3 separate regions of the Homo sapiens genome follow, and regions 1 and 2 are each linked to region 3. A link is a loop called in an ENCODE intact Hi-C map of the cell type or tissue named here. Cell type or tissue: CD14-positive monocyte. All regions are shown on one strand. Links, peaks and the distances in the headings refer to the core of each region. The heading gives the core; the rest is flanking DNA. Region 1 holds the start of TNFAIP8L2-SCNM1 (TNFAIP8L2-SCNM1 readthrough). Region 2 overlaps SETDB1 (SET domain bifurcated histone lysine methyltransferase 1). Region 3 overlaps CTSS (cathepsin S).

Evidence for each region. Hi-C counts contacts between places; a loop is a spot of excess contacts. Peaks named below come from ENCODE experiments on the same cell type or tissue, not always from the same donor. Only the 100,000 strongest peaks of a DNase experiment are listed, where the experiment ranks them.
Region 1: a loop joins it to region 3, with 5 times the contacts of the local background. A loop is called at or near these places in 2 of 110 quality-filtered maps.
Region 2: a loop joins it to region 3, with 2.2 times the contacts of the local background. A loop is called at or near these places in 2 of 110 quality-filtered maps.

Annotation. Positions count from the first base shown.
Region 1 is chr1:151,152,787-151,159,045 of GRCh38, reverse strand. TNFAIP8L2-SCNM1 (TNFAIP8L2-SCNM1 readthrough) reads right to left here and starts at 2,397. Exons shown (of 7, transcript NR_144937.2): 1 at 2,324-2,397. TNFAIP8L2 (TNF alpha induced protein 8 like 2) reads right to left here and starts at 2,397. Exons shown (of 2, transcript NM_024575.5): 1 at 2,324-2,397; 2 at 1-380. The coding sequence starts at 348. It also overlaps a transcript of LYSMD1 not described here. In CD14-positive monocyte, for the core only: CTCF peaks have their summits at 2,614 and 2,814 (motif pointing right); DNase peaks (open chromatin) are centred at 475, 1,765, 2,415 and 2,865; H3K4me3 peaks cover 2,890 bases; H3K27ac peaks cover 2,723 bases.
Region 2 is chr1:150,941,938-150,948,231 of GRCh38, reverse strand. SETDB1 (SET domain bifurcated histone lysine methyltransferase 1) reads right to left here. Exons shown (of 22, transcript NM_001366418.1): 6 at 5,544-5,669; 7 at 5,179-5,380; 8 at 4,239-4,312; 9 at 3,124-3,314; 10 at 1,220-1,346. Among named protein-coding and RNA genes, the nearest start is that of SETDB1, 19 kb to the right of the region's middle. RefSeq lists a cis regulatory region at 4,051 and an enhancer at 3,979-4,123. In CD14-positive monocyte, for the core only: no CTCF peak of the experiment used is centred there; no DNase peak of the experiment used is centred there; H3K27ac peaks cover 983 bases.
Region 3 is chr1:150,757,362-150,763,655 of GRCh38, reverse strand. It overlaps CTSS (cathepsin S), which reads left to right. Exons shown (of 8, transcript NM_004079.5): 3 at 5,676-5,798. Among named protein-coding and RNA genes, the nearest start is that of CTSS, 5.3 kb to the left of the region's middle. In CD14-positive monocyte, for the core only: a CTCF peak has its summit at 3,508; DNase peaks (open chromatin) are centred at 1,665 and 3,455; H3K4me3 peaks cover 3,169 bases; H3K27ac peaks cover 3,243 bases.

The DNA.
Region 1 (6,259 bases), core at 1-5,000, 400 kb before region 3:
CAGAACAGCAGCCTCGAAGGTGAAGTCTACCTCACCAAAGCTAAGTGCCGTCATGGCACCCTGCCGCAGCTTCTGGCGAAAGCGGGTAGCCAGGGCCAGCTCACTGGGGCCAAAGGAGCCATTGCGGTGCAGCACAGCCACCTTGATGGCCACTTTGATCAGGTCCTTGATCACGCGCTGGGCCTGGGGCCGGCTGTGCGTGTACTCCTTGGACACACGGTAGAGCTCATCTAGCACCTCACTGCTTGTCTCATCTATGAAGAGATGAGCCACAGAGCGACCCGCCATCTTACTCAGTAGCTTCTTCTCTGCTTGCAGTGCCAGGCTCTTTGAGCTGAAGGACTCCATGGGTCCTGGAGAGTGGGGTATGTGGTCAGTCACTAGAAGAAAGGCCACAGGCTTCCTTAGAAAGAGAGAAATGGCTTTTCCCTTTTCTGTTGCTTCTTTAGTTTCCATGTCATCATCATCTTTGTTTGTCATCCTCTCCGCCCCCTGGGGCCCCTCAGTCCTCTATGCCTTGCTCCTGCCTGCTTTTTCCCCTTAGTGCTGTAGCAAATCTTGACTCCAAAACAGCCCACGGGAGTGGCGATAGCCCCGGCTGGAGGAATGTGGGCACACGGGAGGCTAGCCTAGCACAAGTTACATCTCAAGGGGAAGTAGGCTGTTGCTGCTGCAGTGAAGACAGGGCTTACCTGACAGATAATTCTTTTTTTTTTTTTTTTTGAGACGGAGTCTTGCTTTGTCACCCAGGCTGGAGTGCAGTGGTGTGATCTCTGTTCACTGCAACCTCCACCTCCCGGGTTCAAGCTATTCTCCTGCCTCAGCTTCCCAAGTAGTTGGGATTACAGGCACCCACCACCACGCCCGGCTAATTTTTGTATTTTTAGTAGAGACAGCGTTTCACCATGTTGGCCAGACTGGTCTCGAACTCCTGACCTCATGATCTGCCCACCTCGGCCTCCCAAAGTGCCGGGAATACAGGCGTGAGCCACCACGCCCAGCCTGACAGAATTCTTACAGCTACCATTTTTGGACACTGACTCTGTGCCATATGTCTGTGTGGCATAGATATTACCATCCTTGTTTTACAGCTAAGCAAATGATACTTACATTAAGTAATTTACCCAAGATCAAACGCAACTCATTTTTTGGCCCCCAAAGCCAGTGGCAGCTAGTGCACTATACTTCCTTTAAAGTAAGAAGCATAAGCATCCCAGGAATCCTAATAGGAGTAATAACTAACATTTACTGAGAACCTACTATATGCAAGTGCTTTACGTCAGTCATCTTAGCCTTCCCAATCCTGTGTAAGGTTAGGGTAGGTATCCCCATTTTGCAATGAGAAAACTGAAGCGAAGAGAAATATAGCAATTTGGCCAAAGTCACTAGTAAATTATAAAGATGGGCTTCAAACCAAATAATCCAGAGAAACCTCCTTCCCCGGAATGCTCCCAGTGTGGTTAAAGCACACTGAGGAAGCACGAGAAGCCAACACCTCAAGAAGGGCAGGCAGTCCTGAAGGTCTGAGCCTTCTGCTACACTGAACTCAGGACCCTCTTGGTGGCATATCAGCTCCATGTGTCCAGGGTTCTCTCCCCATGGTCTTCGCCTGTGGTTCTTCTGGTTGTTTTGCTTCTTACTTCCCCCTCCTCTGCTCTGCAGGATGTGGCTGTGACCGCAGTGAGGAGCAGCCTCGCCCTCTCCCCCAAACCAAAATGGGAGTCTGAAGAGGCAGAGGAGGTGGAGACTGTGGGGGTTTTTTTCCCCAGCTGAATCCTTCCAGTGGAAACCTGAACCTTGCTTTGCTCCCAGCTTGCCTTGGGGCTTTCTGGACCATGCTCCCCAGCCGGAAGAGGAGATTGCTCCATGTGAGCCTTCCTTCCTCCTTGGCCTTCCTGTTACCCAGCTCTCCATTGCCCCCATTGCCGTCTCACATTTATTCCGCTGTCTTCTCCCTCTCTCCCTGTTTCAGTCTCCCTTTTTCTCTTGTCTGGGTCCTCCCTATGATCCTCTGGCCTGGCCATACTCTCCCTCTGGCCCTTACCCATCTATCTCCTTGTTTCCTAAGATTTCCTTGCATTTCGCACACATCCATATGGATGTGGATCCACCTGCATCCCTCAGCCCTGCCCCCACCGCATCCAAAACCAGGTCTTTCAGAGGCTGCCTTGCCACCAGAAAAACTAAGCTAAGCTCTACAAAGGACCCAAGAATTGTACAAGCGAGAGTTTCACAATATGAAAAGCTAAGACTGAAAGAGCTAGAGATTCCTCTGCCACCATTACCCCTAAAGTCTACCATTCTGTCACTGCCGGTCCCTCACCTGCTGTGCTGGGTGCCAGTCTTGCCTTGGATGTTCCCGGAAAGCTTACAGAATGGAGAAGCTTCACTTAGTGTGAGAGCCCTTTGGCTTGGCCCCACCCCTTGAGCCCCGCCTACCTACTCTCTGCTTAACCTCCGGTTCATCACTTCTGTCACCAAGAAGGCCTATGGCCCAAGAGCAACCTAGAAATAAGACAAAGGTCAAAAAGAGTGGAATTCTGTTGGAAATAGTCTCAATTCTTTGAAGGGGGGAAAGGGATTTGCATCCTCCACTCTCAAATTGCTTCTTTCTTTTCTTGCTGCCCAGTTCCTGAAGATCCTGTCCTTACATTTCTACAGTACTGGGAAGGATGTAAAGCCCAAATTTCTGGGGTAGGAGGTCAGTGGGAAAAGTTCTGAAGATTGAAAGGTGGTGCTGTGGGGCAAGTATTTAATATATTATTCCAGTGATTGCCAGGTAAGAGCACAGACTGTCACAACCCTTAATACTGAAGGGAGGAAGGTGCTGGGACCAGGGCTGCTGCACCACAGGTGACCAGCAGGTGCCAGCACAGCACTGAATCACTAGCGTAGAGGAACAAGCCTACTGAGTTGCCTTTTTTTTTTTTTTTTTTTTTTTTTTTGAGACAGAGTTTTGCTCTTGTTGCCCAGGCTGGAGTGCAATGGGGTGATCTCGGCTCACTGCAACCTCTGCCTCCCGGGTTCAAGTGATTCTCCTGCCTCAACCTCCCAAGTAGCTGAAATTACAGGCCTGTGCCACCATGCCTGGCTTATTTTGTATTTTTAGTAGAGACGGTTTCACCATGTTGGCCAGGATCGTCTTGAACTCCTGACCTCAGGTGATCCACCTTGGCCTTCCAGAGTGCTGGGATTACAGGTGTGAGCCAACGCACCCCGCAGGGCCTACTGAGTAGGCTACTGTAGTAGCTACTTTGTAGCTGCTAAAGGGATACAAAATGAGGGGAAGCCACAATTGGGTTTTGTTTGTTTGTTTGTTGTTTTGTTTTTGAGATAGGGTCTCACTCTGTCGCCCAGGCCACAGTGCAGTGGCATCATCACAGCTGACTGCAGCCTTGACCTCCTGGGCTCAAGAGCTCTTCCTACTTCAGCCTCCCAAGTAGCTGGGACCAGAGGCTCACAAGCCTTCCTTTTTTTTGTAGAGAGGAGGGTCTAACTATGTTGCCCAGGCTGAACTTCTAAGCTCAAGCAATCCTCCTACCTTAGTCTCCCAAAGTGTTGGGATTACAGGCGTGAGCCACTGCACCCATCCTGGAAGTCACAGTTGTTGAATGAGACAAAAACACTTGCTATCAAGAATCTTATGGGGAATCTGGCGAGGGAAATAAGCTTAAACATAAAGAACAGTAATACTAGTCAAACAATGCCATTAACTTTAATGGAGATTTAAATAATTTTGAGAGTAAAGAAGCTTAATTATGATAGGGCTGAAGAGGTAGACTTGGAAAGATAGATTCAACTACTTAATAGCCAGAGATGGGGAAGAAGTCCCAGATGATGGGGACGGCATAAGCACATGCAGGAAAAAAACAAAATACAGGACGTTCTCAGGAAGTGGTGATTTATGTCTGGAATGTAAGTTGTTTGAGAGATAAGTGAAGAAGGAAAAAGATCAGATCATGGCAAACTTTAAAAAAGTTGCCCCAGGCCGGGCGCGGTGGCTCATGACTGTAATCCCAGCACTTTGGGAAGCCAAGGTGGGTGGATCACCTGAGGTCAGAAGTTTGAGACCAGCCTGGCCAACGTGGTGAAACCCTGTCTCGGCTGGGCATGGTGGCTCACACCTGTAATCCCAGCACTTTGGGACACCGAGGTGGGCGGATCACGAGGTTAGGAGATCAAGACCATCCTGGCTAACATGGTGAAACCCCATCTCTACTAAAAATACAAAAATTAGCTGGGCATGATGGCACATGCCTGTAGTCCCAGCTACTCGGGAAGCTGAGGCAGGAGATTCGCTTGAACCAGGGAGGCAGAGGTTGTAGTGAGCCGAGATCGCGCCTCTGCCCTCCAGCCTGGTGATAGAGTGAGACTCGGTCTCCAAAAAAAGAAAAGAAAAAAGAAAAAGAATAAAGGGAATAAAAATATAAGAAGATGCAAATACAATAATAACTTCTGGATTCAGAATTCTGCTACCTAGTCTTTACCTGTTTTCCTCTCCAGCTTCAGACTCCCCTCCCTCCCTCCCTTCCTTCCTCTCTCTCTCTCTTTCTTTCTTTTTTTTTTTGACAGAGTCTTGCTCTGTCCCTGTCACCCAGGCTGGAGTGCAGTGATGCGATTTCAGCTCACTGCAACCTCTGCCTCCCAGGTTCAAGTGATTCTCCTGCCTCAGCCTCCTGAGCAGCTGGGATTACACTGCCACCACACCTGACTAATTTTTGAATTTTTAGTAGAGACAGGGTTTCGCCATGTTGGCCAGGCTGGTCTCGAACTCCTGGCCTCAGGCTATCTGCCCATCTTGGCCTCCCAAAGTGCTGGGATTACAGGCATGAGCCATAGCGCCCGTCTGTAATTTGTGATTTTATTAACTGTCTACCCACTAAGCTCAGATTATCTTTTAGTGTCTACACAGTGCTTGGCACATACTGTGGTCAATAAATATGTGCTGAAAGAATAAAGTCAAAACATATCCAAGAACCAGGATATGAGGGGAAAATGGTAGTAACATAGGAGTCACATGTTATAATGTTCATTTACTTCATTCATGGGGAAGTCTTTTATTTTCTCTCTCATTTTTTTTTTTTTCTTCAATTGAGACAGAGTCTCACTCTGTCGCCCAGGGTGGAGTGCAGTGGTGCAATCTCGGCTCACTGCAACCTCTGCCTCCCGGGTTCAACTGATTCTCTGCCTCAGCCTCCTGAGTAGCTGGGATTTCAAGCACCCACTGCCATGCCTGGCTAATTTTTGTATTTTTAGTAGAGACGGGGTTTCTACCATCTTGGCCAGGCTGGTCTTGAACTCCTGACATCGTGATCCACCCACCTCAGCCTCCCAAAGTGCTGGGATTACAGGCATGAGCCACCACACCTGGCCAAGAACAATTTTTTTTTCGAGATGGAGTCTCGCTCTGTCACCCAGGCTGGAGTGCAGCGGCGTGATCTCGGCTCACTGCAACCTCCACCTCCCGGATTCAAGCAATTCTCCTGCCTTAGCCTCCCGAGTAGCTGGGATTACAGGCATGTGCCACCATGCCCAGCTAATTTTTTTGTATTTTAAGTAGAGATGGGGTTTCACCATATTGGCCAGGCTGGTCTCGAACTCCTGACCTTGTGATCCACCCACCTCGACCTCCCAAAGTGCTGGGATTACAGGCGTGAGCCACTGCGCCTGGCCACAAATTTTTTTTAGAGATAGGGTCTTGCTATCTTGCCCAGGCTGGAGTACAGTGGCTCACACTGCTCACTGCAGCCTTGGACTCCTGGACTCAAACAGACCTCCTGCCTCAATCTCCCAAAGTGCTGAGATTACAGGAGTGAGTCACTGTGTACCCTGGCCAAATGACGGTATCTTAAATGTGCAAAACACTTTTGAATTTGCAAAATGTTTCACCTACAGGATCTTATTTGATCCTAAGAAGTAGGCAGGAAGGTAGTATGTCCACTTACAGAAGACAGAATCAGACTTAGAGATAAGTAGTTTATCCAAAGCCATACTCCAGAGATGAATCTAGCTAAGTCTCAATGACTTTCAATGGTGCTCTTTCCACTGTATAATCTACAGGAAGTGAATAGTACTTTTTTGAGCAATTTCTACTTTGAAGCAAAATGAAGATATTTTGCACTTAATTGGATAAACTTCAGTTATTTGGAAAAGTATTCAGGATGGAACAGTCCGATGTTTGTTTTAGGTGAGGTTTTACCATGGTTAAGATCAATACTCTCATATCAGTTCAGAAAGAGTAAGTTTAGTGTGATTTAAA
Region 2 (6,294 bases), core at 449-5,448, 190 kb before region 3:
TTATAGACAGTGTTCCACTTTGTTACTCAGGCTGAAGTGCAGCGGTGTGACCTTAGCTCATTGTAACCTTGAAATCCTGGGCTTCAAGCAATCCTCCTGCCTCAGCCTCCAGAGTAGCTAAGGCTACAGGTGCACACCACCACACTCAGCATTTTTTTTTTTTAAGAGATAAGAGTCTTTCTATGTTGCCCAGACTGATCTCCAACTCCTGGCCTCAAGTGATACTCCCACCTCAGCCTCCCAAAGTGCTGAGACTACAGACACGAGCCACCATGCTGGGCCTTAGATAAGACTTTATATCTTCCTATCTCAGATGATTTACCTAATTATGTTATACTTTGGGGAAATATTTTCAGAAATATATTCTTTAACCAACTAATTTTGGCAGGAAAAATCAACCAGAAAGTATGACAGTAATATTAAAAAAGAAAACCAAATCTGTTTTTTGTTTGTTTCTGAGACAGGGTCTCGTTCTGTCACCCAGGCTGGAGTGCAGTGGCACGATCTAGCTCACTGCAACCTCGACCTCCTGGCTTCAATTGATCCTCCCACCTCAACTTCTTGAGTAGCCTGGACTACAGCTTAATGCCACTGTACCCAGCTAATTTTTGTGTTTTTTTGTAGAAACAGGGTTTCACCATGTTGCCCAGGCTGGTCTTGAATTCCTCAGCTCAAGCAAACCACCTACCTGTCTCAGCTTCCTAAAGTGTTGGGATTATAGATGTCAGCCACTGTGCCTGGCCAGGTCTGGGTTTTAAAGAAAACTGACTATACGCTGGATGTGGTAGCTCATACTTGTAATCCTAGCACTTTGGGCAGCCGAGGCAGGTAGACAGCTTGAGCCCAGGAGTTCAAGACCAGCCTGGGTAACATATCAAGCCCCGGGTCTATTTAAAAAAAAAAGAAAAAGAAAAAACTAACCATAGATAACACACAAAACTGACAATTCTCATGTGGATAACAGAGGGTAACTACTATCACCCTAACCTAAAGCCAACTGTTTCAGATTTTTATGTGGTTGTTTAGAACAAATTAGAGCCACAGCATGTGGAAGCAGCAGCACAAATTGATCACCATGATTGGAAACAACTCAGGGCACATATCCTGTTTCCAATGAGTATACAGTGTAACCATGCTAATCAAAGGATAGCCATTGTATATAATCTCCTTTGCTGGTTGGCCTGTTTCTTCCTTCCTCCAGGAATCTTTCAGGACATACCCATATTTGGACGTGTCCTGAGCTGTCCTTGCTTCTTCTCCAGTGCAGAGGCTGAGGATGTTTTCATGCTGAACATGGGCTCCAGCCGTGTAGAGCCTCGATAGATCCACTCACATCTTTTGTCATCCTGGGGAATTGAGAGAAAAGAATGAAGGGAAATAGCTTAAAGGCTAGAATCTATCCTGTCCTGTGTAGAGGATATATACCATGTGTCACCTCTGGGAATCCTCCCTGATGAGCCTTAAATTCCTTAGTCTAAGCTAAGCACAGTGGCTCACGCCTGTAGCTTGTAATCCCAGCACTTTGGGAGGCTGAGGCAGGTGGATCACCCGAGGTTGGGAGTTCAAGACCAGCCTGACCAACATGGAGAAACCCCGTCTCTACTAAAAATACAAAATTAGCCGGGTGTGGTGGCGCATGCCTGTAATCCCAGTTACTCGGGAGGCTGAGGCAGGAGAATTGCTTGAACCAGGGAGGCGGAGGTTGTGGTGAGCCGAGACTGCACCATCGTACTCCAGCCTGGGCAACAGGAGCGAAACTCCATCCCCCCCAAAAAAAAATTCCTTATCTACTTAATAAAGTATGTGCCAGGATCCATGATGGGTATCAGGAACACAACAATGAAAAATATATACTCCTTGTTTAAGGAATTACAGGAGCAACAGATATCTATACTGAGTATAAGAGGTATGACAGCTGGGCACAATAGCTCACACCTATAATCCTGGTATGTCGAAAGGATGAGGCAGACAGACTGCTTGAGCTCAGGAGTTCGAGACCAGCCTGGGCAACATGGCGAAACCCGTCTCTACTAAAAATACAAAAATCAGCCAGGTGTGGTGGCATGCACTTGTAGTCACAGCTACTTGGGAGGCTGATGTGGGAGGACCACTTGAACCCTGGAGGTTGAGGCTGCAGTGAGCTGTGATTGCACCACTGCACTCCAGCCTGGGTGGCAGAGTGAGACTGTCTCAAAAAACAAAACAAAACAAAACAAAACAAAACAAAACAGGCCAGGCGTGGTGGCTCACGCCTGTAATCCCAGCACTTTGGGAGGACAAGGCAGGTGGATCACTTGAGGTCAGGAGTTCGGGACCAGCCTGCCAACATGGTGAAACCCCGTCTCTACTAAAAATACAAAAAATTAGCCAGTCCCAGCTACCCGAGAGGCTGAGGCAGGAGAATCACTTGAACCCAGGAGGCGGAAGATGCAGTGAGCCGAGATCGTGCCATTGCACTCTAGCCTGGGCAACAAGAGTGAAACTCCGTCTGAAAACAAAACAAAACACCAAACAAAAAGCATGATAAGGATCATAAGGCCTTAGAAGTAACGGGCTGAGGTAACACCAAGAAGAAATATAACTTCTAATTTCTTCTGGCTACTCTGGGCACACTGCCTATCAGGTAGCCTTGTTCTGCAAGCAGCAGTATTAAAAAATGTTTTTAAAACTTTTAAAAATAAGAAATATGATTCTAAGAAGGGAGAGAGAAGGGAGAAAAGGATGAGTACAAAATACCTAAGAGTTAAACTGAGCCTTGAAAGATAATCAGGACTCCTTGATCCCTCTTCTTCGTCCCACTATCCTACTAAAACCTTAACCCTGGAAAAATGGAATTGGCTGCCCTTTCTGTACCTACACACAATGTGAATACTCCTAAAGAAAAAAAATAAATAAATCAAAACCATGCAGATTCGTATTATAATTCAGATAATTTATTTTCAACAATGACCTGCAGAGGAACAACAAAAAGGGCAAAGTAAAATTTGACCAAAAACAGTGAGAACACATACGAGGATAAGAAAGAGGAAGGCTATGGAATAGCTATAAAACCATCCTCATTACTGCTTCTTAAGTTCCCCCCCCACCAACCTCTGCCTCCAAAATTGTAGAGAAGAACAGTACCAGGAAGAGGATCCTGACTAGGCTGCCATCCACCTCCTCAACTCGGGACTTCCACCACGTGCCTTCCCACTCAGTCTTGATAAGCTGGCCACTCTTGAGCAGTACCATGGGGCGGTTGGGGTAGGCAGTGACATACTCCTCTATGAAGTCACGGCAGGAGATGTCTTCTATGTCCTCCCAAGTCTTTTTCACTGTTTCAAGGAAGAAGTAGAACTGAGAGGGCAGGTAGGGCATGTCTTGATAGGGAAAAGACTTGGCCAGGAGACATTTGATACTTTTTAAGTTGAAAAGGAGAGAAAAAGTAAAATCAGAACCTCAAGGGAAGCAAAGCCAAGACCACCTAAGTAATAAACCTAATGTACAAACTGTACATACTTACAAATCAAGTAAATACTAAATAAGAAATGTACAATATAGGTGATTCACTTATTTTACACAAATGGATGTTTCTCCTCTGGAAAATTCAAGTGGAAATTCTTGCTCACTTGTTGATCAGTCTAGTGGTAAATTTAAAAAGATCAGGTGGCATCATGAAATGAAAAAAATTAGTCCTTCCTTCTCATTCTCTATCAGGTTTTTAAGAGACTCAGAATGTGTTTACTGTCATGTTATGTGTAAACAAAAGTGTTAGTTGATTCTTCTGCAGTTAAAAATGATTGTTTCCATAGGAGTCTGCTCCCAAGCCAGGGTAACAAATATAGTGGACACTATGAGGTTCCATCTAACACAGCTTCTGTGGAAAGCATTATGCAGACTACACATTTATACAAATGTTAGGTGCAGTATGACACTAGGAAAGAAGTAACACCTTTTCCAACGTAACTCACTTAGAAATGAAATTGAAGCACATCTATAACGTGAGCAGTCTACTCAAGGCCATTCATGATCTTCTAGTGTCTCACTCTTTGTCTACAAAGACCCAGTCCTGGAGATGAACAATAAAACTGTATCTCTTTTGGGAGCAAACTGACCTTTGGGAGCAAAAGACATCAACCAAACTTATGCTCTTTGAGACTGAAATACCAAAAACACTAGGGCTTTTCAACTGGATGTCCTAAGAAGAAATACAAGGTAGAGGAGAAAACTGAGCTAAGGAATAAGGGAGAAACACTCACGTGGCCGGCAAATGGGATACAGTTCCGACTGTGTGACATAGGAAGCATAGCCATCATCAAAGAAAATGAGAAACCTATAAAAGAAGAGTGACAGCAGAAAGATCTGGGGGTTATGATATTTAACATGATCCACAGAAATTATTTTATCATAGCTTCTACTTCTCTGGATCACAACACGATGCACTCCAGGGAAGACAATCCAGTCCACTACTTTCTTCCTGTTTTTCTTTCTTCTCAACTTGAGAGTTAGGAGTTCTCCCTTAATTTAACCAATACCTCCCTACTTTTAAAAAAACACATATACATATAAATATTTTTGAGACGGAGTCTCCTTCTGTCGCCCAGGCTGGGGTGCAGTGGTGCAATCTCGGCTCATGGCAACCACTGCCTCCCAGGTTCAAGGAATTCTCCTGCCTCAGCCTCCCAAGTAGCTGGGATTACAGGCATGCGCCACCACACCCAGCTAATTTTTGTATTTTTAGTAGAGACAGGGTTTCACCAGTTGGCCAAGCTGGTCTCGAACTCCTGACCTCAGGTGATTCACTTGCCTTGGCCTCCCAAAGTGCTAAGATTACAGGGATGAGACACTGGGCCCGGCCAAAAAACATATATTCTTTTTCCTCTATCAGATTCCTATGCTGCCAATAACCATTTAGTCTCCATTTCTTTCTTCTGTGTGAATTGTATTCCCCTGACCATTAATCAATCCTCATTATTCTCTTCCTAGTTTTCTCTTTGAGGAAAGAAAAGGAAAAAAAACAGGAGGAGAAAGAGGAAGAAAGAATCACCCACATGACTCCTGTGGTAAAGAAAGAGTAAGGGTTTCAGTCCACTGGGGACTAAGAAGACAAAAGCTAATTGTGGTATCTGGTCTATGGCACGAACAGGGCAGGTGCTGTGCTCCCAGCCTCTACCCCTTTACAGTCCTCTGTCCAGGTACCTGAGCTTGTTTTTGACGTTTGGTGTCTCAGCTACAATGCCAGCATAGAGCCAGACCTGATTCCCATCTTTGTATTTGGCGACCACCCGACTGCCCACATACAGCTTGTCAGCAGGAGGGTGGTAATCATAGGCAATATGGTTCCCCGACAGTAGACTCTTTCCTTTGTTGTCAAATTTCACCTTGTATTTCTTCCCTGGCCCTGAGTAAAAGGGAAAGATAAATCTTTTTAAACACTGCCAGTTTCTGTATAAATCCAGGCTGCTATGTGAGAGACAAATGGGAAGGTTATGGGGAAAAGAAACAATCAGCAGTGGAGGGTGCAGGTTGCCTTTCAGGAGTGGTTCCTCCAAGTTTGCACATACCAACTGTCTGGATGGCAATAAGGGTGCCTTTGTGCCAAGTCTTAGTTCTCTTCTTGCCCAGAATTCGCATGCTGACTATCAGGTCACCATCTTTGCTTAGTTCTCCAGACATCTGACTCAAGGTTCCTATAGAAGAAGCAAAGTTATTCTCAAGAGTTATGACATAGATTCGGTAGAGAACGGGAAGGTAAAGAGGGTAGTATGGTAATTAGGGAAAGTGGGGTAATTTTTTTTTTTTTTTTGAGATGGAGTCTCACTCTGTCACCAGGCTGGAGTGCAGTGGTGCGATCTTGGCTCACTGGAACCTCCGCCTCCCTGGGTTCCAGCGATTCTCCTGCCTCAGCCTCCCGAGTAGCTGGGACTACAGGCACGCAAGGTGGCACCACTACACCCAGCTAATTTTTATATTTTTAGTAGAGACGGGGTTTCACCATGTTAGCCAGGATGGTCTCTATCTTTTGACCTCATGATCCGCCTGCCTCGGTCTCCCAAAGTGCTGGGATTATAGGCATGAGCCACTGTGCCCGGCCAATTTTTTTTTTTTTTTTTGAGATGGAGTCTCGTTCTGTTGCCCAGGCTGGAGTGCAGTGGCATGATCTCGGCTCACTGCAACCTTCACCTTCCGGGTTCAAGCGATTCTCCTGCCTCGGGCTCCTGAGTAGCTGAGATTACAGGCGTGCGCCACCACGCCTGGCTAATTTTTGTATTTTTAATAGAGACAGAGTTTCACCATGTTGGTCAGGCTGGTGTC
Region 3 (6,294 bases), core at 920-5,919:
TATTTGACATATTATTTTGTATAAAAATGACACTCTTAGGTCATACACTCTAAGTTTTATTTTTATTTATTTATAATTAAATAATAATTGTGTCTATTTATGGAGTACAATGTGATGTTATGATACAAATATACATTGCAGAATGATTAAATTAGGCTAATTAACCTATTCAGCACCTCACATACTTATCCTTTCATTGTGATAAGAACATTTAAAATCTACCCTTTCAGTAATTTTGACATATAAAATACATTATTATTATTATCTGTAGTCACCATGCTATGCAATAGATTGCTAGAATGTAGTCTTCTTGTCAAATGAAACTCTGTACTCTTTGCCTAACATCTCCCCTTTCCCTGTCTACCCTCCGCCCAGCCTCTGCTAACCACCATTCTACTCTCTACTTTTATGAGTTCAACTGTTTTAGATTCCACATGTAAATGAGATTATGCAGTACTTGTCTTTCTGTGCCTGGCTTATTTCACTTAGCATAACGTTCTCTAGACCCATCCATGTTGTTGAAAATGACAGAATTTCCTTTTTTTTTTTTTAAGGCTAAATAGTATTCCATTATGTATGGAATACAATATGTACCACACTTTTTTATCCATTCGTCTTTTAATGGACACTTTATAAGGTTGATTCCGTATCTTGGCTATTGTGAATAATGCTACAATGAACATGGAAGTGCAGCTATCTCATTGACATACTGATTGCGCTTCCTTGGGACATATACCCAGAAGTGAGATTGCTGGATGATATGGTAATTATATTTTTAGTTTTTTGAGGAACCTCCATACTGTTTTCCCAAATGGCTGTACTAATTTACATTCCTACTAAAAGTGTATGAGGGTTCCCTTTTCTCCACATCCTCACCAACACTTATCTTTCATCGTTTTGATAATAGCCATTCTAACAGATGTGAGGTGATATCTCATTGTGGTTTTACTTTACATTTCCCTGATGACTGGTGATGTTAAGCATTTTTTCATATATCTGTTGGCCATTTGTATGTGTCTTGTTTTGAGAAATGTCTATTCAGGTCTTCTGCCCATTTTTAAACAGGGTTGTTTTCTTGATAGTTACTTTGAGTTCCTTCTATATTTGGGATATTAGCCCCTTATCAAATGTATGATTTGCAAATATTTTCTCCCAATCTATGAGTTATCTTTTCACTCTGTTAATTGTTTCCTTTATTGTACGAAAGCTTTTTAGTTTGATGGAGTCCCGTTCGTCTATTTTTGCTATTGTTGCCTGTTCTTTAGGGGTCATATTCAAAAAACCGTTGCCCGGACCAATGTTGTGGAGTTTTCCCCTATATTTTCTTATAGTGGTTGTATATAGTTTCAGGCCTTATGTTTGTGCTTTAATTCATTTTGAGTTGATTATTGTATATGGGGTGACATAAGGGTTCAATTTCATTTTTCTGCATTTGGATAGCCAGTTTTCCCAATACTATTTATTAAACAGACTATCCTTTCCCCATTGTGTGTTCTTGGCACCTTTGCTGAAAATTGATTGACCATAAAGTTGCAGGTTATTTCTGGGCTCTATATCCTATTCCATTGGTAAATGTGTCTGTTTCTATGCCAGTACTATGCTGTTTAAATTACTATAGTTTTGTAATATATTTTGAAACCAGGCATTTTGTAATGCCTCCAGCTTTGTTCCTCTTGCTAAAGATTACTTTGACTATTTAAGGACTTTTGTAGTTCCGCATGAATTTGAGGATTGTTTTTTCTATTTCTGTGAAGAATAACATTAGAATTTTGATAGAAATTGCACTGAATTTCTAGTTTGCTTTGGATAGTATGAACATTTTAGCAATATTAATTCTTCCAATCCATAAGCATGGAATATCTTCCCATTTATTTATTTTATCTTAAATTTCTTTCTTTCTTTTTTCTTTTTTTCTTGTTTTTTTGAGATGGAATTTTGCTCTTGTTGCCCAGGCTGGGGTGCAGTGGCGTGACCTCTGCTCACCACAACCTCTGCTTCTGGGGTTCAAGCAATTCTCCTGCCTCAGCCTCCTGAGTAGCTGGGATTACAGGCATGTGCCACCACGCCCGGGTAATTTTGTATTTTTAGTAGAGTCGGGGTTTTTCCATGTTGGTCAGGCTGGTCTCAAACTCCCGACCTCAGGTGATCTGCCTGCTTCGGCCTCCCATAGTGCTGGGATTACAGGTGTGAGCCACCACGCCCGGCCTATTTTGTCTTCAGTTTCTTTTATCAATGTTTTACAGTTTTCAGCATATAACTTTTCAACTCCTTGGTTAAATTAACTCCTAAATATGTTTTAAATGCTGTTGTAAATAGAATTGTTTTCCTAATTTCTTTTTCAAATAGTTGTTAGTGTATAAAAATACTACTGACTTTTGTATGTTGACTTTGTGTCTTACAACTTTACTGAATTCATGTATCAGTTCTAATAGTTTTTTGATGGAGTCTTTCTTCTCTCTTTTTTTTTTTTTTTTTTTGAGGCGGATTCATGCTCTGTCGCCCAGGCTGGAGTGCAGTGGCGCAATCTCGGCTCACTGCAACCTCCGCCTCCCAGGTTCAAGCAATTCTCCTGCCTCAGCCTCCTGAGTAGCTGGGATTACCGGCACACGCCACCACACCTAGCTAATTTTTGTGTTTTTAGTAGAGATGGGGTTTCACCATGTTGGTCAGGCTGGTCTCGAACTTCTGACCTCATGATCAACCCATCTTGGCCTCCCAGAGTGCTGGGATTACAAGCATAAGCCGCCTTGCCCAACCTTCTTTTTTTTTTTTTTTGAGATGAGATCTTGCTCTGTCACCCAGGTTGGAGTGAAGTGGTGTGATCATAGCTTACTGCAGCCTCAAACTCCAGCTCAAGTGATTCTCTTGCCTCAGCCTTCCAAGTAACTGGGACTGTAGGCACATGCCACCACACCTGGCTAATTTCTATTTTTGTTTTTTGTAGAGAAGGGGTCTTGCCATGTTGTCCAGGCTGGTGTTGAACTCCTAGATTCACACAATCCTCCCACCTCAACCTCCCAAAGTACAGGCATGAGCCACCACACCTGGCCAAGACTTTCTATATGATCATGTTATCAACAAACAAACGCAATTTCACTTCTTCCTTCTCTTATTTGGAGATCTTGTATTTATTTTTCTTGCCTAATTGCTCTGGCTAGGATTTTCAGCACTATATTGACTAGAAATGGTGAGAGTGGGTACCCTTGTCTTTTTCTGATCTTAGCAGAATGGCCTTTAAATTTTCACCCAATTGAGTATGGTGTTAGCTGTAGTCTTGCCATATATGGCCTATTTGTGTTGAGGAACATTCCTTCTATATGTAATTTGTTGAGAATGTTTGTTATGAAAGGATGTTGAATTCTGTCAAATGCTTTTCCTGCATCTATTTAAATGATCATACGGTTTCGTTGGTGGTGATGAATTTCACCCTCACCCACACCCTTTATGAACAGGTTCCTCATTTCAAGATTGACTGGACTTAGATGTGCAATTAGCACCACTATCTGGTTAAATGAATGCTATCCCTCTGTTTAATAATTCCAGTCCCTCAGGATGAATGAACCTGACTTTTGATTCGTATCCTACCTTTATAATTGATCTCAAAGTGCACTTCTTTTTTTTTTTTTCCTTTCTTGCACTTAGTTAGATTTGTTTGCCTTTATACCATTGCTTCTCATCTTGTGGTTTGGAAGTAAGCCCATCATGCATGCCCATTATGTCCATTACTGGGGTAACAGTAAAACCTTGCTCCAAGGGAAAGAAACCTGCATCCAGACTTGCTACCCAGTGCCTCTGGGACTGGGCTCACCCGCTCAATGAAATGAGGCAGAACACAGTTGTTGCTGACTGCTCCCTGGGGTTCCAGCTTATTGGAAACTCTGGCTTCAGCTACTGTAGGAGGCACCATCCACCTTGCCTTCTACATCATTGTATTCTATGTAAATGAATCTCCTGAAGGACAAGAAAATCGTCGGTCAGCATGTAAATTCACTCTGAATAAAATTAAAATAATAGAATCAAAAATGAATTTTCAAAAGACTATATATAAAGGAATAATATGCACACTAATGGACAAGAAATAAATTAGAAATCTTGAAAATAAAAAATATTGTCATTGCGATAAAAATCAAAAGGATTTCCAGACTGGAAAGAGCTGGATAGAATCAGTAATCTGAAAGATAGTACTGAGGAATTCACCCAGAATGCAGCACCTAGAAATAAAAAGAAAAATATATGAAAACGCAAGTAAGAGAGATGAAAGAGAGTTTGAGGCTCCAAAATACTTCGGATAGGAGTTTCTGAAGAAGAGAATTAGGTGGAATGGTGGAGAAGCAATATATGTGGAGACACTGATTGAGAATTTTCCAGATATGAGAAAAGGTCCTGAGTCCTCCAATCAAAAGCACACAGCCGAAGGTAAATAAAGAAACCTACACCCAGATACATGTAACGAAGTTGTAAAACATCAAAAAGAAAGAGCAAATCATGGCTGGGTGTATGGTTCATGCCTGTAATCCCAGCACTTTGGGAGGCCAAGGGGGAAGGATCCTTTAAGGCCAGGAATTTGAGACCAGCCTAGGCAACATAGGGAGACCCTGTCTCTACAAAAAAAAAAAATAATAATAAAATAAAAATAAAAATAAGCTGGTTGTGGTGGTGCAGGCTTGCAGTCCTAGCTACTCGGGCAGCTGAGATGGGAGGATAGTTTGAGCCCAAGAGTTTGAGGCTGTAGTGAGCTATGATCATACCACTGCACTCCAGCCTGGGCAAAAGAGCAAGACCCTGTCTAAAAAAAAAAAAAAAAAATGCTGGGCGCGGTGGCTTACACCAATAATCGCAGGACTTTGGGAGGCTGATAGGGGAGGATTGCTTGAGCCCAGGAATTCAATATGAGCCTGCAACATAGGGAGACCCAGTCTCTACCAAAACAAACAAACAAACAAACAGAAAAACTGGCTGCAGTGGCACACACCAGTCATCCCAGCTATGCAGGAGGCTGAGGTGTGAAGATTGCTGGGTCCCAGGAGGTCAAGGCTATGGTGAGCAGTAATCAGGCCACTTCACTGCACTCCATCCAGCCGAGTGACAGAGCAAGACTCTGTCAAAATAATAATAATAATAATAATAAATGTTAAAAAGAGAAGGAAATTCATGTTTATCATAAAATAATATTAAACCATCAAAGCAGTTAAGAGCAAGAATTAAGATTAATATGTGAAGTTAGCAGTTATATTGGATATATTTATGTATTTGCATGCTCTCGGGCAGATCCACATTTGGTAGAATGCTTCAAAAATGCTATTTTTGGGCGGGTGCAGTGGCTCACACCTGTAATCCCAGTACTTTGGGAGGCTGAGGCAGGCAGATCCCCTGAGGTCAACAGTTTGAGACCAGCCTGGCCAACATGACGAAACCCCGTCTCTACTAAAAATACAAAAATTAGCTAGGCGTGGTGGCACATGCCTGTAATCCCAGATACTCGGAAGGTTGAAGCAGGAGAATCACTTGAACCTGAGAATCGGAGGTTGAAGTAAGCTGAGATCGTGCCATTGGACTCCAGCTTGGGTGACAGAGTGAGACTCCATCTCAAAAAAAAAAAAAATTGCCATTTTCATCATCAAACACTTATTTGTCCAGGATGCAGTATGACTATGTTCTTCTTCATTATGTTTTAGAATGAAGAAGCAGTACGACGTCTCATCTGGGAAAAGAATCTAAAGTTTGTGATGCTTCACAACCTGGAGCATTCAATGGGAATGCACTCATACGATCTGGGCATGAACCACCTGGGAGACATGGTAGGTACATTACAAGAAATCCCACTTTCACGTCTGGGTAAATATCATTTCCTTTCTGTCTCCCCAAAAGCAATTTGAAGGTAAACAACAATAACAAAGGAATGTATAGTACAAAGTTGGAAAACAGTAGAATTGAAGGACGTAAGAACGTGTACAGAAATTTCTTACTTAGTTCTATTTTGACTGCTTTCTTTCTTTAACAAATCACTTCTTTAGAGGAAATTTTAAACTCAGAGACTACCATTGTTTTTTTTTTAATAAATTCTAGAAAGTATTACCTAAAGACTATTGACAGGTTTTTATAGCAAGTTGCCATACTTATTTAAGTCTAGATTGACAATTTAGTATGACCCATCTGCTTTCTTAATGGGAGAATGTGGGTATTTAATATCACAAATAATCCCCTATTGGTTTTCAGATTCTGTTCTGTCCTGCAAAACTTTACCACTGTTGCCAAAGTGAAGAAGGGAACGCCCTAGGTAGACTGAATTCCTTC